2 separate regions of the Homo sapiens genome follow, and region 1 is linked to region 2. The links are chromatin loops, found by intact Hi-C in ENCODE. Cell type or tissue: CD14-positive monocyte. All regions are shown on one strand. Links, peaks and the distances in the headings refer to the core of each region. The heading gives the core; the rest is flanking DNA.

Evidence for each region. Hi-C counts contacts between places; a loop is a spot of excess contacts. Peaks named below come from ENCODE experiments on the same cell type or tissue, not always from the same donor. Only the 100,000 strongest peaks of a DNase experiment are listed, where the experiment ranks them.
Region 1: a loop joins it to region 2, with 4 times the contacts of the local background. A loop is called at or near these places in 3 of 110 quality-filtered maps.

The regions. Positions count from the first base shown.
Region 1 is chr3:53,243,778-53,252,244 of GRCh38, forward strand. The region is part of intron 1 of TKT (transketolase); the gene reads right to left. Among named protein-coding and RNA genes, the nearest start is that of TKT, 8.0 kb to the right of the region's middle. In CD14-positive monocyte, for the core only: no CTCF peak of the experiment used is centred there; DNase peaks (open chromatin) are centred at 6,114 and 6,384; H3K4me3 peaks cover 4,173 bases; H3K27ac peaks cover 5,000 bases.
Region 2 is chr3:53,097,633-53,108,770 of GRCh38, forward strand. RFT1 (RFT1 glycolipid translocator homolog) reads right to left here. Exons shown (of 13, transcript NM_052859.4): 8 at 9,187-9,237; 9 at 8,041-8,171; 10 at 6,321-6,465; 11 at 1,749-1,854. Among named protein-coding and RNA genes, the nearest start is that of RFT1, 27 kb to the right of the region's middle. RefSeq lists enhancers at 5,134-5,183, 5,183-5,684. In CD14-positive monocyte, for the core only: no CTCF peak of the experiment used is centred there; DNase peaks (open chromatin) are centred at 5,229, 5,719, 6,479 and 7,339; H3K4me3 peaks cover 2,665 bases; H3K27ac peaks cover 3,250 bases.

The DNA of each region.
Region 1 (8,467 bases), core at 3,225-8,224, 150 kb after region 2:
CTCGTCCTTCCCACCTCCAAGGGCAGCCCCGGCCCTGAGGGGTCCTGTTTCTAAAGCCATGGTCCCATTAGGAGGGATCCTTGGTGGGAGAAGGATGTGGGTGGACACTGGGCCAAACTGTTCCGGGGAAGAACAAGGACGGTAAGTGCAGGGCTCCACCTGCCCCATCCACCTCGACACCCCGGGGTGACAGTCCCATTGGCCACCAGAAGGGGTTCCAGGGAGAAATGGTGTGGCACAGGCTCTTTCTGTGTGTGGCAGAAGCACACCCAGGCCCAGATAGAGTAAACGTGGAGAGAGGAAGGTCAGCTGCGAGGTGACCAAGGGTGAGAAGTAGAACGTGCAGCTGATTTTAAGCCTTCCTTGCTAGGCCTGCAGCCTTTCATTCCTTCCAAAGGCTGCATCCAGCCTGCTGCGGCCACTCTCTTCACTTCTACCAAGTAAACACGCACAAAAGAAGAACGCTTAGGAGCCAGGTGTCCCCGCACTCTTCCCCAGAGCTTTTGGGGCTCTCCCTCGGCAGAGCATCCTGGGTTGGGGAGGTGAGCTGTGCCACTTGGGCTTCGTGACTTCAACAAGTGCTTCGTCAACCCGGGGCTCAGCTTCTTCACTTGGGAGAGTGTCTGGGAGACACAGTGAGATAACGCAGCATGCACAGTACCCAGGTCTCTAGCAGCCGCCACCACTGCCAACCCTCTCAGCACCTGCAGCTCTTATCTACAGGCAGGGATGGTGACACCACCCACTCCTGCTGGCCACAGGCAGGCAAGAGGGGAGAAATACACCAAGGATTGAGACCGGGCTCTGCACACTGTAAAGCACTGAGCACACAGGAGACAGTTACTTTCAAGCTCAACTTCCTAGCGGGCCTTTGGGGCCAAAGGCATACATTTAAGCCTGTGGCCTCCTCAGGGCCAGAGTTTTTCCTGCCATTCCAGACTGCCTGCACAACTGCAGGTGGACGCCCCATCCCGTGGTGCTGTGTGTGACAACTCTGGGTGAACACTGGCGAGAGATGGGGTGAGGAGCACGGTGGAGGGGCTACAGGGTACTTACTGTATACCCTGACTCTGTGATAAACAGGGCTAACAAGCACACTTGACTGTTCAAAAAAAAAAAAAAAAAACTAACACACCCTGCCTTGACCAAAACAGTCCACTTACAACCCCAATTAGTTCAACCTGTGACGGTGGTGTGGCAAGCTTAGAGCTAGGCCCAAAGAAAGTCTCTTAAAGCCCCCTCCAGGCTGGGGGCAGTGGCTCACACCTGTAATCCCAGCACTTTGGGAGGTCAAGGCAGGCGGATCACCTGAGGTCAGGAGTTTAAGACCAGCCTGGCCAATATGGTAAAACCCCATCTCTACTAAAAATACCAAAAAATTAGCCAGGTGTGGTGGTGGACGCCTGTAATCCCAGCTACTCGGGAAGCTGAGGCAGGAGAATCACTTGAACCTGGGAGCCAGAGGTTGCAGTGAGCCAAGATTGCACCATTGCACTCCAGCCTTGGCAACAAGAGTAACACTCCATCTCAAAAAAAAAAAAAAAAAAGCCCCCTCTCCACTCCCCTCCAGGACAATATATATTCTTCCAGATGTCCCCTGGCCAGGAGAATCTCTGTCATCGCTTTAGTGCTCACTCCACCTGCTCACAGGTTTCTATGCAAGAAAAGGCCAGAGAGGCTCCCTCACCCTCCAGATGGGCTCCTTCAAGAGATAATGGATGTCAGGTTGGGCGCGGTAGCTCACACCCGTAATTCCAGCACTTTGGGAGGCCAAGGCAGGCAGATCACCTGAGGTCAGCGGCTCAAAGACCAGCCTGGCCAACATGGTGAAACCCCGTCTCTACTAAAAATACAAAAATTAGCCGGGCGTGGTGGCACATGCCTATAATCCCAGCTACTTGGGAGGCTGAGGCAGGAGAATAGCTTGAACCCCGGAGGCGTGGGTTGCAATGAGCCGAGATCATGCTACTGCACTCCAGCCTGGGCAACAGAGTGAGACTCTGTCTAAAAAATAATAACAATAATGAAAATAATTTACCAAAACTGACTCAAGAAGAAATAGAGAACCTAAGTAATCTTTCAAGCATTAAAAATAAACCAGATCAGTAGCCGAAGATGCACATCCCTTAACTCCCAGCAACTTCACCAGTAGGAACATACAGTGAAATGTACTCACATGTTCCACACATTCTACAGGAAACACAAACAGGCCGGGCACAGTGGCTCACACCTGTAATCCCAGCACTCTGGGAGGCTGAGGTGGGTGGATCAACTGAGGTCAGGAGTTCGAGACCAACCTGGCCAACATGGTGAAACCCTGTATCTACTACAAATACAAAAATTAGCTGGGCATGGTGGCAGGCACCCGTAATCCCAGCTACTTGGGAAGCTGAGGCAGGAGAACCACTTGAACCCAGGAGGCTGAGGTTGCAGTGAATCAAGATCGTGCCATTGTACTCTAGACTCGGTGACAGAGTGAGACTCCATCTCAGGAAAAAAACAACAACAACAACAAAAAAAAGGAAACACAAACAGGGCTGCCCCGCATTGTTTGCAATTGCAAGACCTGGAACTCACTTATATGTTTATCAATAGACGAGGTTAACTGGAATATATTAATATAATGGGATACTATACAGCAGTAAGAATGAGCGAGCTACACTTCACAAATCCGGTATCAATATTCTCTCCCAAATATAGTGTGAAAAAAGCACAGTGCAGAAGGATCTGTTTAACAAAGAAGACCATATTGATTTATGTACAAGTCTTTTTGTATATACTACAAGGAAAACAGGCCAGGTGCGGTGGCTCAAGCCTGTAATCCCAGCACTTTGGGAGGCCGAGGAGGGCAGATCACCTGAGGTCATGAGTTTGAGACCAGCTTGACCAACACGGATAAACCCCATCTCTACTAAAAATACAAAATTAGCCGGGCATGTGGCACATGCCTGTAATCCCAGCTACTCGGGAGGCTGAGACAGGAGAATCGTTTGAACCCGGGAGGCGGAGGTTGAAGTGAGCCGAGATGGCGCCATTGCACTCCAGCCTGGACAACAAGAGCAAAACTCCGTCTCAAAAAAAAAAAAAAGGAAAACAATAGAATGATAACAAACAAAAAATTCAGGGTATAGTTCTTTCTCAGGGGAAGGGAAGATGAGGATGGAGGGACCCACTGTAGTTCCAAAAATCACTGTAATGTACTAGTTCTTAATCCTGGGAGCAGCTACACACAGGTTCATTATTTATGACAAGAGTACATCATTTATCTTCTTCTTTATGCATATACTTTTTTTTTTTTAAATATTCAGGTGGCTCACGCCTATAATCCCAGCACTTTGGGAGACAGAGACAGGTGGATCACCTGAGGTCAGGAGTCTGAGACCAGCTTGGCCAACAAGGTGAAACCCCGTCTCTACTAAAAATACAATAATTAGTTGGGCATGGTGGTGGGTGCCTGTAATCCCAGCTACTTGGGAGACTGAGGCAGGAGAATCGCTTGAACCTGGGAGGCAGAGGTTGCAGTGAGCTGAGATCTCACCATTGCACTCCAGCCTGGGAGACAAGAGTGAAACTCAGCCTCAAAAAAAAAAAAAAAAAAAAATTTAGAAGAGGCCAGGGGCGGTGGCTCACCTGAGGCACCTGAGGTCAGGAGTTCAAGACCGGCCTGGCCAACATGGCAAAACCCCGCCTCTACTAAAAACACAAAAATTAGCTGGGCATGGTGGTGCGGGCCACTAGTCCCAGCTACTTTACATGGGAGGCTAAGGCAGGAGAATTGCTTGAACCTGGGAGGCAGAGGCTGCAGTGAGCCGAGATCGCACCACTGCACTCCAGCCTAGGCAACAGACTCCACCTCAAAAAAAAAAAAAAAAAAAAAAAATACTCAGGAGAGAATCCCAGGATGTCAGGGTGGAAATGAACATCAGAAGCAGTTCTTGCTCTTCCTGTGCCCTGAACTACCCGAGCTGGCTTCTGCCCGGAAAGAACCTCTGGCTCCAGACCTCAGGTTGTTTCTTCAGATCTCTGCCCCATGTCACCTCTTCCAAGAAGCCCTCCCTGACCACACTGTCTAAAATAGCTCTTCTTCCCCTCACTCATGCTTGCCACCTGACATTAGGTGGTTATTGCCTGTCTACCCTACTGCAATACAAGCTCCTTGAGGACAGAGCTTTGGGCCTTTCACTGTTGTATCCACAGGCTTGAATAGTACCAGGCACAAACTGAGTGCACAAATGAATACATGATGTATCCTAGTAACCTTGGGGCTGTAACCTCTTTGAGCCTCAGTTTCCTCACTATAAAACGGAGGTAAAAGAAGAATCTGACTAAATGATGTAGTGTGTATGTACAGAACGTGGCACCATGCATAGAAATTAGCAATTGCTCAGTAAATATTAGACTATGCTTCATTCGGAGGATGGGGCCACTAAGGTTCACAGAAAGTGACTTGCCTAAAGTCACACGGCCTGCCAGCAGCAGAGCTAGGATAAGAGCAAAATGCTAAGAAAAACTGGTGAATGGATAAACAAAATGCACTATGTCCACACAACGGAATATTCAGCCGTAAAAAGAAATGAAGGGCTGGGCGTGGTGGCTCATGCCTGTTAATTCCAGCACTTTGAGAGGCCAAGGCAGGAAGAGGACTTGAGCCCAGAATTTGAGACCAGGCTCAGCAACATACCCTGTCTCTACAAATAATTTTTAAAATTAGCTGTGTATGGTGGTGAGTGCCTCCCAGCTACTTAGGAGGCTGAGCTGGGAAGACTGCTTGATCCCGGGAGGTTGAGGCTGCAGTGTGCCATGACTGTGCCATTGCACTCCAGCTTCGGGACACAGTGGAGACCCTGCCCCCCACCCCCCAAAAAAAAGGAACAAAGTACTGATTCATGTTACAACATGGATGACCCTCTAAAAATTATGCTAAGAGGCCAGACCCAAAAGAACTCATTCTGTATAATTGCATTTATATGAAATGTCTAGAAGAGTTAAATTTAGAGACAGAAAATTAGATTAGTGGTTGCCCAGGACTGGGGGTGGAAATGGGGAGTGACAGCAAATGTCCAGAAGAGATCTTTTAGGAGATGTGGTAAATTTTTGTAGTAAATCTCTGCAAATTCATTAAAATCACTTACAATGTTATGATACGCCAATTATACCTTAATCAAGCTGCTAGAAATTTGTTTTTATTTTTATTTATTTATTTATTTGAGACAAGTTCTCACTCTGTCACCCAGGCTGGAGTGCAGTGGTACAATCTTGGCTCACTGCAACCTCCGCCTCCCGGGTTCAAGCGATTCTCATGCCTCAGCCTCCCGAGTAGCTGGGGTTACAGGTGCCTGCTACCATGCCCGACTCATTTTTTTTGTATTTTTTAGTAGAGACAGGGTTTCACCATGTTGGCTGGGCTGTCTCGAACTCCTGACCTCAAATGATCCACCCACCTTGGCCTCCCAAAGTGCTGGGATTACAGGTGTGAGCTATCACACCTGGCCTAAAAATTTGTTTTTAAAAGAAAAAGGGCCTGGAGCAGTGGCTCACGCCTGTAATCCCAACACTTTGGGAGGCCAAGGCTGGCGGGAGGATCACCTGAGGTCAGGAATTCAAGACCAGCCTGGCCAACATGGTGAAACCCCATCCCTACTGAAAATGCAAAAATTAGCTGGGCAGTGGTGGCATGCACCTGTAATCCCAGCTACTTGGGAGACTGAGGCAGAAAATCGCTTGAACCTAGGATGTGGAGGTTACAGTGAGCCAAGATCGCCGCCCCACTGCACTCCAGCCTGGGTGACAGAGCGAGACTCTGTCAAACAAACAAATAAATGAAGAAAAAGGTGCTAGGAGAGCTCAGTAGAGGAAGTTCTTGGGCGTCCACACTTCCCTTCCAGCTGTGTAGTCCTCGGAGATTCCACCCAGTGCACAAATGCAACTGACTTCTGAGCAACCCCCATCTGCAGGTGGGCTCACCCCAGCTCCCAGCACATCCTCTCTCCCCTACCTTGCCTCTCCATTCAGGGCAGGAGCAGAGCCTGCCTGAGGACCTAGCTCTGTGCAGGTCCCTGACCTCTAGAAGTGTCCCCAGCACCCAGGGCAAACTGGTCTGTGGCAAGAAGGGAGTTCCTGATTTTGTGGAACTAGGCGACAGTGACAACAAGCCTGCCACAAGAGACAATGAATGTTGAGGGGTCAGAGCCACAACAGGGGCCGGACATCAGTTAGAGTCCATAGGAAGCCACGACAAAGTCTCAGCCAGATCCTAACTAGGTGCTGTACTTCACTTCCAGTTTCTTAAAACACCGACCACCAGCCCTGCAGAGGAGAGGTCACTCGGGCAGAGAACCAAGCCACCCCAGGGTGGCCAGTGTCTTCACACTGAGTGAGGAAATGCTGCTGCTGGGGCAATCTCAACGGTCATGCTCTTGCCTCAGTCAGGGCCAGGATGGGTCCTGAGGCAGCCCAAAAACAGAAACAGGCCCAGAGAGGCGGAGCCACATGGGGCCAGAGACCCCAGGAGGCCCTCAAGCCTTCAGCCAAAGCACCTGGATGTCAGAGCTGGGTAAACTGGGATACAACCCCAGCCACTTTAAGGGCACAAAGAGCACCAGGATGTAAAATCAGCAACAGCGGGCGGTGGGACCCCGGAGCCCACTCACTCCATCCCCAGCCCTACTCCTGAGGCACCCAGTTTGAAACCACCTATCCATGAACCTCTCCTTTCAAGATGGAGAAAATGGCCTGTAATCCCAGTACTCTAGGGAAGCTGAGGCAGGTGGATCGCTTAAGCCCAGGAGTTTGAGACCAGCCTGGGCAAAATGACAAAACCTCAACTCTACAAAAAATACAAAAATTAGCCAAGGCATAGTGGCTCATGCCTGTGGTCCCAGCTACTTGTGAGGCTGAGATGAGGGCATCATTTGAGCCCAGGAGGCGGAGGCTGCAGTGAGCAGAGATCACGCCACAGCATTCTAGCCTGGGCAACTGAGAACCTGAGATAGGAAGGTTTTTTTGTTTTGTTTTGTTTTTTTAAGAGCCAGGGTTTCACTGTTGCCCAGGCTGGAGTGCAGAGCCATGATCATAACTCACTGCAGCCTTGAACTCCTGGGCTCAAGTGATCCTCACACCTCAGCCTCCCAAGTAGCTGGGACTACAGGCACATGCACAGCTCTTTCTTTTTTTTGTAGAGATGAGGTCTCACTATGTTGCCCAGTTTGGTCCTGAACTCCCAGGCTCAAGCAATCCTCCCACCCTGGCCTCCCAAAGTGCTGTGAATACAGGCATGAGCCACCGCACCTGGCCGGAAGGGCCTTTCTGACAAAGGCACAGCCACTAGGAACAGAGCCAGGGTTGGACTCATCTCCTGTGTCCACCAGCCAGGACTGGCCAGGCATTAACCTCCCCAAAGCTGTGGGTCAGAAACCCTGGGGGGACTTGTTGAAAGCACAGACCACCTTCCCTTTTGAATCAGGCCTGACTGTGATGGAGTCCTCAGATGACACTTGCACTGTTTGGATAACACCACAGTCTGGCCCTGGTGAGAACTGAGAAATCTTTGCCACCAGCCTCAGCATCCAGGCCACTTCTGACAAGGCCACTGGGGTTTTGTTTTTTTAAAGCCAGGATGAGCTGGACCCTTGCCATAATTCCTTCAGCCCATGGAAGGAGATGACCCCAGAGAAGCTCTAGCCACTGTGGGCGCTGCCTCAACAAAGAGCCTTCTGTGAGGTCTGTCCCTTCACCTCCAGGCCCAACTCCTGACAGAGGCCAGTGTCCCTGCTTCCTGGGCCTGGTGAGGTTCACTGCACACGGGTCAGCAATGGCATAGGAATGGGAAAGCTATCGAGAAACGAGCCTGGGTCCTCACAGAATGTACAAATCCTGTCTCAGTAAGTGGCCAGCAAAAGATTGGACCAAAGCTAGACATGGTAGCACATGTCTGTGGTCCCAGCTACCCAGGAGGGTGAGGCAGGATTGCTATAGCCTAGGAGTTCAAGACTGCAGGGAGCCATGACTGTGCCTCTGTACTCCAGACCTGGTGGGTGACACAGCAAGACCCTGTCTTAAAAAAAAAGAAAAAAGGAAAAGGGGCCAGGAGCGGTGGCTCACGCCTATAATCCCAGCACTTTGGGAGGCCGAGGCGGGCGGATCACCTGAGGTCAGGAGTTCAAGACCAACCTCAACATGGAGAAACCCCGTCTCTACGGGGTAAAAATACAAAATTAGCCGGGCGTGGTGGTGCATGCCTGTAATCCCAGCTACTTGGGAGGCTGAGGCAGGAGAATTGCTTGAACCTGGGAGGCGGAGTTTGTGGTGAGCCAAGATCGCACCATTGCACTCCAGCCTGGGCAACAAGAGTGAAACTCCATCTCAAAAGAAAAAGAACTGGATCAAAGTCCTGTGAGCTCCCCCAGAAAAGGGGACATTCTGACAAACTGTCACTTTAGCTGTGACTACAGCCCAGATTGGGCCAGGG
Region 2 (11,138 bases), core at 2,525-7,524:
AATGGGTTTGGTTTTCATTCACCCCTTCAACACTAACACTGAAGTTACCGTAACAAAATTCCCTTCAAGGAGATACACTCCTAGTCCTGCTCTTTCCACTCTAACAGTGCCTCATTTCACATGTTTCCAATTATATTTTTAAGTTATTCAATGTTAGAAGTAGCTTTCAAATAAAAACATTGTATTTTCAAAGCTAAATTGAAATAGACTTTTTCATCCATAGGGAAAGAAGAGGATAGACTCAAAGCAGTTCTACTCTAAAGCTATAAATTTAACTATCTGAGGTGAAAACCACATCTAGACTACTATTTTAAAACTATGGGTTGTGACCTACTAGGCTGGGAATCAATTTAGAGGGTAATGGCATGGCATTTTTGAAAAACAAAATAGAAGAGAGAGTAGAAAGCATCAGCGTGTCCTACGCATAACTGGGGTACTTCCTGCCTTGTGAACTCATGTCTCAGTCACACACACCTAAGTGCGTCCTAGGTCACAGTGCTCCGTGTCGTTTTTACTGTGAAAGCTGGTCTGGGCCAGCAGTTTCCAAAGCCCTAGAATCAGAATTGCCTAGAGCTGTGTAATAAACAGATTCCCTGGCTCAAGCCTTCTAAGATTCTAATTCAGCTTGGCTAGGAGTGGACCAGAAATTCCTAGATGAATCTCATCAGTCTGGACTGAGACCTGCTGGTCTGGACTCTAGTTCTCAGTCACTGTGTAGCAAACAAAGTCCCCAATCTTTTACATGAGCCAGCGCAGGAAAGGACACACACAGAGGAGGGGGAAGGGTCCCCATTTGAGACACTCCCTCCCCATCCCACCCCATGGCCAGGCTTCTGAGGGCCCTCACCAGCAATCAAGGTTACAGAGGCAGCATGAAAACCCCCATGAGGCTGGGCACGGTGGCTCATGCCTGTAATCCCGGCACTTTGGGAGGCCAAGGCGGGAGAATCACAAGGTCAGGAGATCGAGACCAACCTGGCTGACACGGTGAAACCCCATCTCTACTAAAAATACAAAAAATTAGCCAGGCATGGTGGCACGCGCCTGTAGTCCCAGCTACCTGGGAGGCTGAGGCAGGAGAATGGCGTGAACCTGGGAGGCAGAGCTTGCAGTGAGCAGAGACTGCGCCACTGCACTCAAGCCTGGGCGACAGAGCGAGACTCCATCTCAAAAAAAAAAAAAAAAAAAAAAAAAGAACCACTGGTAGGGGATTCCAGGACAGGAATCCTGATCTGGAGTCAAGAGTTGAGAAAAAATTATGGCAAGATGAGATGTATGTGTGCACTTGGGCTTTTCTCAGGAGAAGTGTCACAGAATCCCTGAGATTCTCAAAGACCCACCAATCAGGTTCTCAGGGGTAGGAATGTGCATCTTGAAGAAGCTCCTCAGTAACTTACTGGAGGACCACTCTTCTGGGGTGAGCAAGGAGGTGGAGGAATGGAAATCTAGCTTGTCTGGTGCCTGACTCTGCAAACCTGGACTAATGTAACCTTTCAGAGCCGATGTTTCTTCCTCCACAAAGGGGAGGCAAAGAGTAGTTGCTGCCTCCCAGCCCTACAGTGGGGAGCACTTGCTGAACCATGCTGGTGCCACAGAGATCCCAGGGGAGCACCACACTGGTGGACTAAGTGTTGCCTCTAAAACAGCCATCTGTAAATGCATGTTCAGAACGAAAAGCAAAAAGCTTGACAAGTTATTTCATTTTGGCTGAAGGCCATGATTAAAGGTGTACCTGCTAGGTTACCCACCTGTCGACCTCCTCTTTGCTCATGGCAGCAAATGTGAAACACTCTGTCACTCCATTGATGGCAAGCAGGAGAACATAGAGACAGTAGGAACGCAGCAAAACAGGACCTACAAGGAAACAACTCACTGAGACTCCAGAGCCCAATCAGAAGGCCCACATGTACCCTCAGTGCTGCTGAGTACCCAGAGAACCAGAACCAGACTATGAGGTCTGCTGGTATCAGCAATGGGCAGACTGCATGCTAGAGCCCAGGGTCTTAATAATCTAGAAGGATTCCCAACATTCTATGGCATTGACTAAATAATCAGCAAAAAACAAAATGACAGGCTGGGCACGGTGGCTCACACCTGTAATCCTAGCACTTTGGGAGGCCCAAGGCCAGCAGACTGCTAGAGCCCAGAGGTTAGAGACCAGCCTGGGCAACATGATGAAACCCCGTGTCTACCAAAAATACAAAAGTTAGCTGTGTGTGGTGGGCATGCCTGTAGTCCCAGCTACTCGGGAGGTTGAGGTGGGAGGATCACCTGAGTCTGGGGAGGTCAGAGCTGCAGTGAGCCATGATAGTGCCACTGCACTCCAGCCTGGGTGACAGAACAAGACCTTATCACACACACAAAAAAGAACAATTATGAATAAATGTACAGATCTCTTGCTGGACAACTAAAAGCTTATCTGGCTAGCAAGCAAGTCTGTTCCCTTTTTTCATCAGCATGAATAGGCCTGCTGGTTTGGACTCAAAGTCAGTAGTGACCCTGCATGTTAAGGGAATCTCAGTTGAGCAGGTCCTGAAGAAAAGACCTTTAACAAAAGCCAGGGGCCCAGGACCAGCAGAAAATTACACAAATCCAAAGTGAGAACCAGTGCCCATAATAGTATTTTCTTCTAAAACAAAGTAATGCAGTTCTATAGCTAACAAGCTTCGGAAAAATCTTCTAAGCAGAGAACAGGAGGCTTACAAATGGGATTGATTCCCCCCTTTTAAGAGGGCCATAATCAAGCACCTAATAAAATAAACAAACACCTAACCTACGACCCAGCAATTGCACCCCTAGGTATATATCCAACAGAAATGAACACACATGTTCACAAAAACACTTACACAAAAGCATCTGTAGCAGTTTGATTCATAATAGCCAAAACTGACCATCAACAGAAGAAAGAATAAACAAAACGTGGGCCATCCACACAAAGGAATACTTAGCAAGAAAAGATAATAAAAATCACTGATCCATGCGAAACCATGGAAGAATCTCAAAAACTTTATATTGAAGGAAATATGCCAAATGCAAGAGCGCACATGCTGCATTTCATTGATATAAAATTACTTTTAAAAGAAATACTGATCCATGGTGATAGAAATCAGATTTCTTCTGATTTCTCTTTGTCTCTGAGGTGGAGTGGGGTAGTTGACTAGAAAGGGTCCCAAAAGAACTTTCTGGGGAAATGGAGATATTCTATGTCTGAATCTGTTTGGTAGTTACATGGGATTTTTTGTACATATTTGTCAAAACTTACCAAACTGTACTCTTAAGAGAACAGCATTTTACTTTATGTAAATTATACCTCAACAAAGGGAGAAAAAAAACTCCCAAAAAAAACACATAACCACTGAAAGAAAAGGAGGGGGACTGAAGTTCCGGAGTCTCAGAATCTGGAACTCATTCAGGGTTTATGAAAGCTGTTTAATACAAAAGATCTCCATGCTGTGGGACCCCTAAACAGTTTTATGGCAGTCACAAAATTATAAAAGGAATACTAACAGGGCAGCCCCGACGCTCAACAAAAAACCGTTTTCCACGGCCCTGTCTCAGATTCCATGTTTATCACCTCACATTGCATTTTGCTTGTCAAGCCGCTGCAGGAAGTAGCCTGGCCCCCACCCCAGCTGACGGTGACTCCAGGAAGGGAGGCGGGGACCAGGCTCTGCACCCGGGAGGCTCAAGGCTATGCTCAAGTGTGCCTCCTGCTTCTCCCCAACCTCCTCTCCCTGGCAGAAGCAGAGAAGAGTGGGGGGCCTCCTTACGTGGTAACTGAACGCTAATGGCACAGGAGGGCCCATCAGTAGGTGAACAGTGGGCTGTCGTGAGGCATGGAGAACACAAACTCTGGCACCAATCAGTGACTCACGTAAAGGGTTTTGTGTCCATTTGGGGAATTCAAGAATGGAACCAACCTTCGATTGTAGACTGAATTGAGGGGTGTTTTAAGTTGAACTGTCCCCCCAAAATAGATATGTTAATGTCCTGACCAGTGGTACCTGAGAATCTGTCCTTATTTGGAAACAGGGTGTTCATGAAGAAAACTGAGTTAAAATGAGGTCATTAGGGCAGGCCCTGATCCTATATGACAGGTGTCCTTATAAAAAGGGGAAACTTGGTCAGGTGCAGTGGCTCATGCTTGTAATCTCAGCACTTTGGGAGGCTGAAGGGGGGCAGATCATCTGAGGTCAGGAGTTTGAGACCAGCCTGGCCAACATGGCGAAACCCCGTCTCTACTAAATATACAAAAACTTAGTCGGGTGTGGTAGGGTGTGCCTGTAATCTCAGCTACTCGGGAGGCTGAGGCGGGAGTCTCTTGAACCCGGGAGGTGGAGGCTGCAGTGAGCCGAGATCACACCACTGTACTCCAGCCTGGGTGATAGAGTGAGACTTCATCTCACTAAAAAAAAAAAAAAGTGGGGGAAACTTGCATTGAGGCAGACACGTGCAGGGAGATGATGACGTGAAGAGCGCAAGGGGGATGATGACGTGAAGACAGAGAGAACACAGCCATGTGACCGCAGTACTGCAGCTGCAAGTCAAGGAACGCCAGGATGCCAGCAACCATTAGCAACTAGAAGAGGTAGGAAGGGGCCTCTCCTCGAGCCTTCAGAGAGAACACGGCCCTGGCCATAGCTTCATTGTGCACTTCTGGCCTCCAGAACTGACGGACAATATGTTCTGTTGTTTAAAGCCACGCAGTCTGTGGTACTTTGTCATGGCAGCCCTAGTTCATTAAGACAAGGGGATAGAGAAGGAAAAAAGTAAAAGGCAGAGGGACAAGAGAGAAGCACCTAAGAGAGAAATGTAAGAAATCTTGGGGAAATTCTGTGAATGTGTGGGTTTTGCTTAAGGATAGAAAAGCTAGGTGTTGTTCTGTGAGTTACCAAGAAAAAAGAAAAGAAAAGAAAAAGCAAAGCAAAGCTAGGTGTGAGAAGGATTTCTAAGAAAAGCCTCTAGAACACTTACAAAGACCCTAATTAAATGCAGGGCTAATCCCAAACAACGGAAGAGAAGCCACACCCCTACACAAAAGCCTGTCCGTGCTGTGTCCGAGTCCCACATCTGGAGATGGCCAGTACAGCTCACAGGTAAGTAGTCCACTTCCAGGGTGAAGACAAAGACAAGTACACAACTGGGGACAGCAGTGTTGCGAGTTCCACTTTCAAAACTAAGATGATGGGCTGAGTCATGATAATGATGGGACAGCCCCCTCCTTGAGGCAACGCCCTGTGATTGTGTGACATTAGAGGCTGCTCCTTGGTGATTGCTTTCTAAAGGGGAAGAGCTGCTACAGAATAGTCGAGTTCCCAATCTCTGCCCATAAACTTACTAATGCCTTCCTCATGAGGCCTCCCCACAGCTGCCAGATGGAAATACACTTCTCACAGCACAAGCCCCAGGGAGCTGCAAACCACTTCACTGGTTTCACAGCAGGTGTTTCTCCAAACTTAATGACCTTTGCTCTGGTATAGAAACCTGGCCCTTCCTCCCCTAACACCAAAAGTTTGGGCCCCATTGTAGTGGAGACTAAAACATGCTAGTGAACTTGTAAAATGGCATTTGACAAAGCCCTTTATATTGAGATGGGGCAGCAGAAAGAAGTCCTCAGCGTTCTTGTCCAGCGACCTGAGAAATTAAAAACATCTTTGCTAAACCCAAGATGAAGCACTGCAAATGGACTGCCAGCTTACAGCCCAGCACATTTTGAAATTGATGAAGTCCCCAAGACCTAACAAGTGCTGTGAGATCCTCAGCGGCCTGGTGTTTCAAAATTAGACACATTCAATACTTTTCTTCTTCAAAAACTGAGAGTCACTGGATTAAATATACCATTTTATTTGCAGAGATCAATTTTATTCTCTGCAAATGGCTTTGGGTTATCCTTCAGAGGCTTTTATGCACTAGGCTGGGAGATTTATGTGGCATTTACTATCTTCAGATGTGTTTAGTACCAAGTGGAGACTCATTACCGTCTGCCCTCTGCCTTCCTCCCTCACCCCAGAGGGAGCACAGGGAAGCGCTTGGCAAAACACATTCTAGGCCCGAGAGGAAAGCCAACAGCAAGGAGAAGTCCTAATAACTTCTCCAAGTGAGGCTGGGGAAGCTGATTGTCCTGGCGCCAACGCCCCTGCCTATACCTTGAGTGTGTGTCTGGAGTTGAACGAGGGGAACAGTCCCACAGCCCCTGCCACCAGACAGTTTTCCCTACACTGACACAGATAACAACTGTGTGTGCACAAGTTCTTGAATTTCGTGACTCTTCTATTTATGTTGGGAAATCAGAAAAAATCCAGAAAAACTCTTGTGCGTACCGGATCCTGAGCTAAGCATGGTCCCTCCGTAGATATCCAGAGCCAGCTGAGAATAGGCAAAGCCAAAAACAGTGATGGTCAGGCCGGCCAGCAGGGCCAGCTTGAGCAGGGACTCCAAGACTGCAGCAGCCACAGCAACGTCCTCCTGGGGCCAGGGAAGAGGGAAGGAAGTTGGATGAATCATGAGCTGAAGAAAACCTTCATCCTTCACGTCTGGCCTTCTCCCTTCACTGTTTTACAGTTCACTCTTCCAACAGCGTGATGGATATCACTATTTTTTTGTAGTGTGTTTGTTTTCACGTCAGTTAGCAAATGAAGGAAAAAGTGTGTGTCTCCTTAGGTCGTAAGGGGGAGGGTTAGTTTTCAATTCACTTGGGATAAATTGTTTCAAATATTGCTTAGGAAACACTCACTTTCCCCTCTGATATTTGTTCTTTTTTTTTTTTTTAAATAGAAATAGAGAAGGGAGTCTCACTATGTTGACCAGGCTAATCTCAAACTCCTGGCCTCAAGCAATCCTCCTGCCTTGGCCTCCCAAAGCGTGAGGCTTACAGGCATGAGCCACTGCACCAGACCACTAATATTTATTCTTAAATGTGCAGCAAGTTTTCATATACACTAGCCAGCTCTGTGCTTCTCCTGCTAAACATTCCAAAATTATGATGATACTGTGAAGGTACTCTTAGGAAAATATTCCTAAATCAGACTGAGTACCAGATTAGCTCATTTTGAGATATTGTGCATAAACTGTATTTTACTAAATTTCTTCTAAGACAAGCAAGAGGCTGAACTAGCTTGCTATTCTAAGAAAAGTCAGACATTTTCAGTGGTTTTGGAAAAAGTGAAGCTCCTACAACAAAATACTCCTAGATTAAAATCTCTTCTTCTGTATTTACCAACCCGAGTATACAGAATCTTACAGTCAGAGTGTAGCTCTGGGCATGTCCCAGTTGTAAGAAGCTTAAATAATTGGTGTGGTGAGCGAAAGCCAACAACCACTTCCTCTCCTCCCTATGCCCTTGATTAGCCTGGCTCCAACTTCTGCATCCTTTGGCTCTTGAGACTCTGAGGATAAGGGAAGCATTCTTACGCCTAAGACTAGCCCATGGCTGGGCATCTGCAGGGCAATGGGGACAGCTTTAGAGTCCTGAGAGGGCTGGATCAAGAGTAAGGTCACATGGCCAGGTATGGGGGCTCACACCTGTAATCCTAGCACTTTGGGAGGCTGAGGTGGGCAGACTGCCTGAAGTCAGGAGTTCAAGAGCAGCCTGGCCAACATGGCAAAACCCCATCTCTACTAAAAATACATAAATTAGCTGGGTGTGGTGGCGCATGCCTGTAGTCCCAGCTACTCAGGAGGCTGAGGCAGGAGAATCGTTTGAACCTGGGAGGTGGAGGTTGCAGTGAGCCGAGGTCATGCCACTGCACTCCAGGCTGGGCGTCAGAGCAAGACTCTATCCCCGCCCCCCCCCCCAAAAAGAGTAAGGTCACAACGAATAACAAAGGTGTGAGAAGGAAGGGACAGCCAAGAGCAAAGCAAGAAGGCCACGAAAGAAGAGGTGAGCCCTGGGTCCCACTATCATGAAGAATGTAATAGAAGAATGAAATCTATAAGAAAATTCCTGATCAAACAGAAGAGAAACAGACTGCTTCACACTCCTGTCTGTCTTGCAATTAAAGGGAGAATTCACTTGAGAGATGACATAAGAACCAACATTACCTGCTTCTGAAGTGTGGCATCCTTTCCCCTCTCCAGCACCTTAGCAAAAAATATATAAAAACTTTCCTCTATTGGCTGGAAAATTAATCTGGCCACAAGGGAGCCAAGATTATTCACTATATCATACACACCTACAAAACAAAAAAGAAGAAACAACAATCATGTTGGTTTTTCTATTTTAATTTTTATAGCACTATTAAAATTATTTAATATTTTCATTAAAGTTTGTTTATCTTGAGATAATTATAGATTCACACAGAGTTATAAGAAGTAATAGTGGCCAGGCACGGTGGCTCATGCCTATAATCCCAGCACTTTGGGAGGCCAGGGTGGGTGGACTGCTTGAGCCAGGGAGTTTGAGATGAGCCTGGGAAACACGGAAAAACCCTGTCTCTACAAAAATGGAAAAATTTAGCCAGGCGTGGTGGTGTGCATTTGTAGTCCCAGTTATTTGGGAGGCTGAGGTGGGAGGATCACCCAAGCCCAGGAGGTTGAGGCTGCAGTGAGCTGTGATGGTACCACTGCACTCCAGCCTGGGCAATAGAATGAGACCCTGTCTCAAAAAATAAAAAATAAATAAAAAAGACAAAAAAATAGGAAGTAATAGAGGGATCCCATATATACCCTTTACCCAGTGGTAACATTTTGTAAAACTATAGTACAATATCACAACCAGGATACCAACGATGATACAGTCAAGATACAGAATGCTTCCATCAACAGTACTTTCTTATACAGGTCATTAATGCAAAGTTGATGTTTTTCTATTTGATTTCAGTTACTTTGGGATTACATTAAAAGATAAAAATGAAAATACTGAAAGACTATCTAGCCACACAAACATGGGGCAGATTTTTGTGGCTGTGACAGTGAGCTCCCTTTTCTCCTCTCTTGGCACCTCCCACCTCCCAAAATGAACACCAGAGCTCTCAGGAGGCAAAATAGAGGGCCGGGGTCTCACCAGAATACCTGACACCAAAGTCATGTTGGAGGGCATAGTCAGTACAAAGACCTACAATTTACAATCTTCAGGATTTTCTTTAATCTTCAGGTTCATCTTTCATTAAATATATCAGAGAAAAATATTAGGAAGTATCTATTAATAGTGTTCACCTTTAATTAAAACACTACAGAATTTCATCTTACCCTGATCACCAAAGTTCAATACATTCAAAAATGTCATCACATATCGCTCGCCTATAAACAAAAAAGCAAAATAATTAGCAATGTCAAATGCACATTACTTTATTGTTTCCTTTCTCTCACCAGCTATCAACTTTTCCAGCTGACAAATAAAGGAGAAATACTAGGTAATCAGTTAAAGACATGTCCTTGTCCTAATGTTGATTTCAAATAATCTCAGAGTAACAATTTGGAAAGTGCTGAGGACTTTATTGACAGCAAATCTCCAAGCCAGTTAAATTACAAATAAAAAAAAATAAAAATAAAACAAGTCTAAAAAGGTTTTTTTTTTTTTTTTTGAGACGGAGTCTCGCTCTGTCACCCAGGCTGGAGTACAGTGGCACGATTTCGGCTCCCTGCAAGCTCTGCCTTCTGGGTTCATGCCATTCTCCTGCCTCAGTCTCCCGAGCAGCTGGGACTACAGGCGCCCGCCACCGCACCCGGCTAATTTTTTTTGTATTTTTAGTAGAGATGGGGTTTCACTGTGTTAGCCAGGATGGTCTCGATCTCCTGACCTCGTGATCTGCCCACCTCAGCCTCCCAAAGTGCTGGGATTACAGGCGTAAGCCACCACGCCCAGCCCTAAAAATAAGTTTTTAAAAAAGTATGTGGAGATTATTAAATGTTAATAATGAAGATGATAGTCCCAAGTCTTAAGGGGAGGTCAGATAATCTGAGCGTAAATTATCTGTGAAGAGTCCATGATTATATGCACAAGCTTATCCAAAGGTTCCTCAGGGGTGGAGACAGCTCCCTGGGGGCTGGCAAGGCATTAGACTGTCTTAGATTTGAATCATGAACTCACGTCTGAGTTCATGATTCAAATTTAAGACAGTCTAATGCCTTCAAGGTGAAGACACCAGCCAGGGCCCCCATCCCCTTGGCTTTCATGAAGTTTCTCATCTATGAAGAAAAAGTGTTGACCACTATGGAAAAGGAGCACTAAACAGTGCCCACGCCCTGAAGGGCAAATTCTCACCTCCTAGTAACTTGCTAAAAAAGGAAAGCATCAAGAGGCTAGAAGCAGTGAGGATCTTCTCTCAAGACTTTCTCCCACCCTGACTCTCTCTCCAAGCCCCTGCCACTGTGTTTGTGGTAGGGACCACTGCAGGTCCTCACAGGCCTGTGTCTCTGTGCTGCTTGGATCCACCCTCACTGCTAACAGTTCCAGCTTCTGCAAATACAGTTTTGTTTTGTTGTGGTTGTTGTTTTGAGACAGAGTCTTATTCTGTCGCCCAGGCTAGAGTGCAGTGGCGCGATCTCAGCTCACTGCAACCTCTGCCTCCCAGACATAAGAGATTCTCCTGCCTCAGCCTCCTGAGTAGCTGGGATTACAGGTGTCCACCACCAAGCCCAGCACTTTTTTTTTTTTGTATTTTTAGTAGATGGGTTTCACCATGTTGGCCAGGCCAGTTTCGAACTCCTGACCTCAAGTGATTCACCTGCCTTGGCCTCCCAAAGTGCTTGGATTGCAGGTGTGAGCCACTGTGCCTGGCCTCAAACACAGCTCTTAAATCAGTCTCTGCTTTCATATCTTTTTTTTTTTTTTTTTTGAGACATAGTCTTGATCTGTCACCCAGACTGGAGTGCAGTGGCACGATCTCGTTCACTGCAACTTCTGCTTCCTGGGTTCAAGCGATTCTTCTGCCTCAGCCTCCTGAGTAGCTGGGATTACAGGCACCCGCCACCATCCCCAGCTAATGTTTTTTTTTATTTTTTAGTGGAGACGGGGTTTCCCCATGTTGGCCAGACTGGTCTTGCACTCCTGACCTCCCACCTCGGCCTCCCAAAGTGCTGGGATTACAGGCATAAGCCAACACACCCAGCTTGCTTTCATATCTTTAAATGGTTTTTTTTTTTTTTGAGACAGAGTTTCGCTCTTGTCGCCCAAGCTGGAGTGCAATGGTGCTATCTGG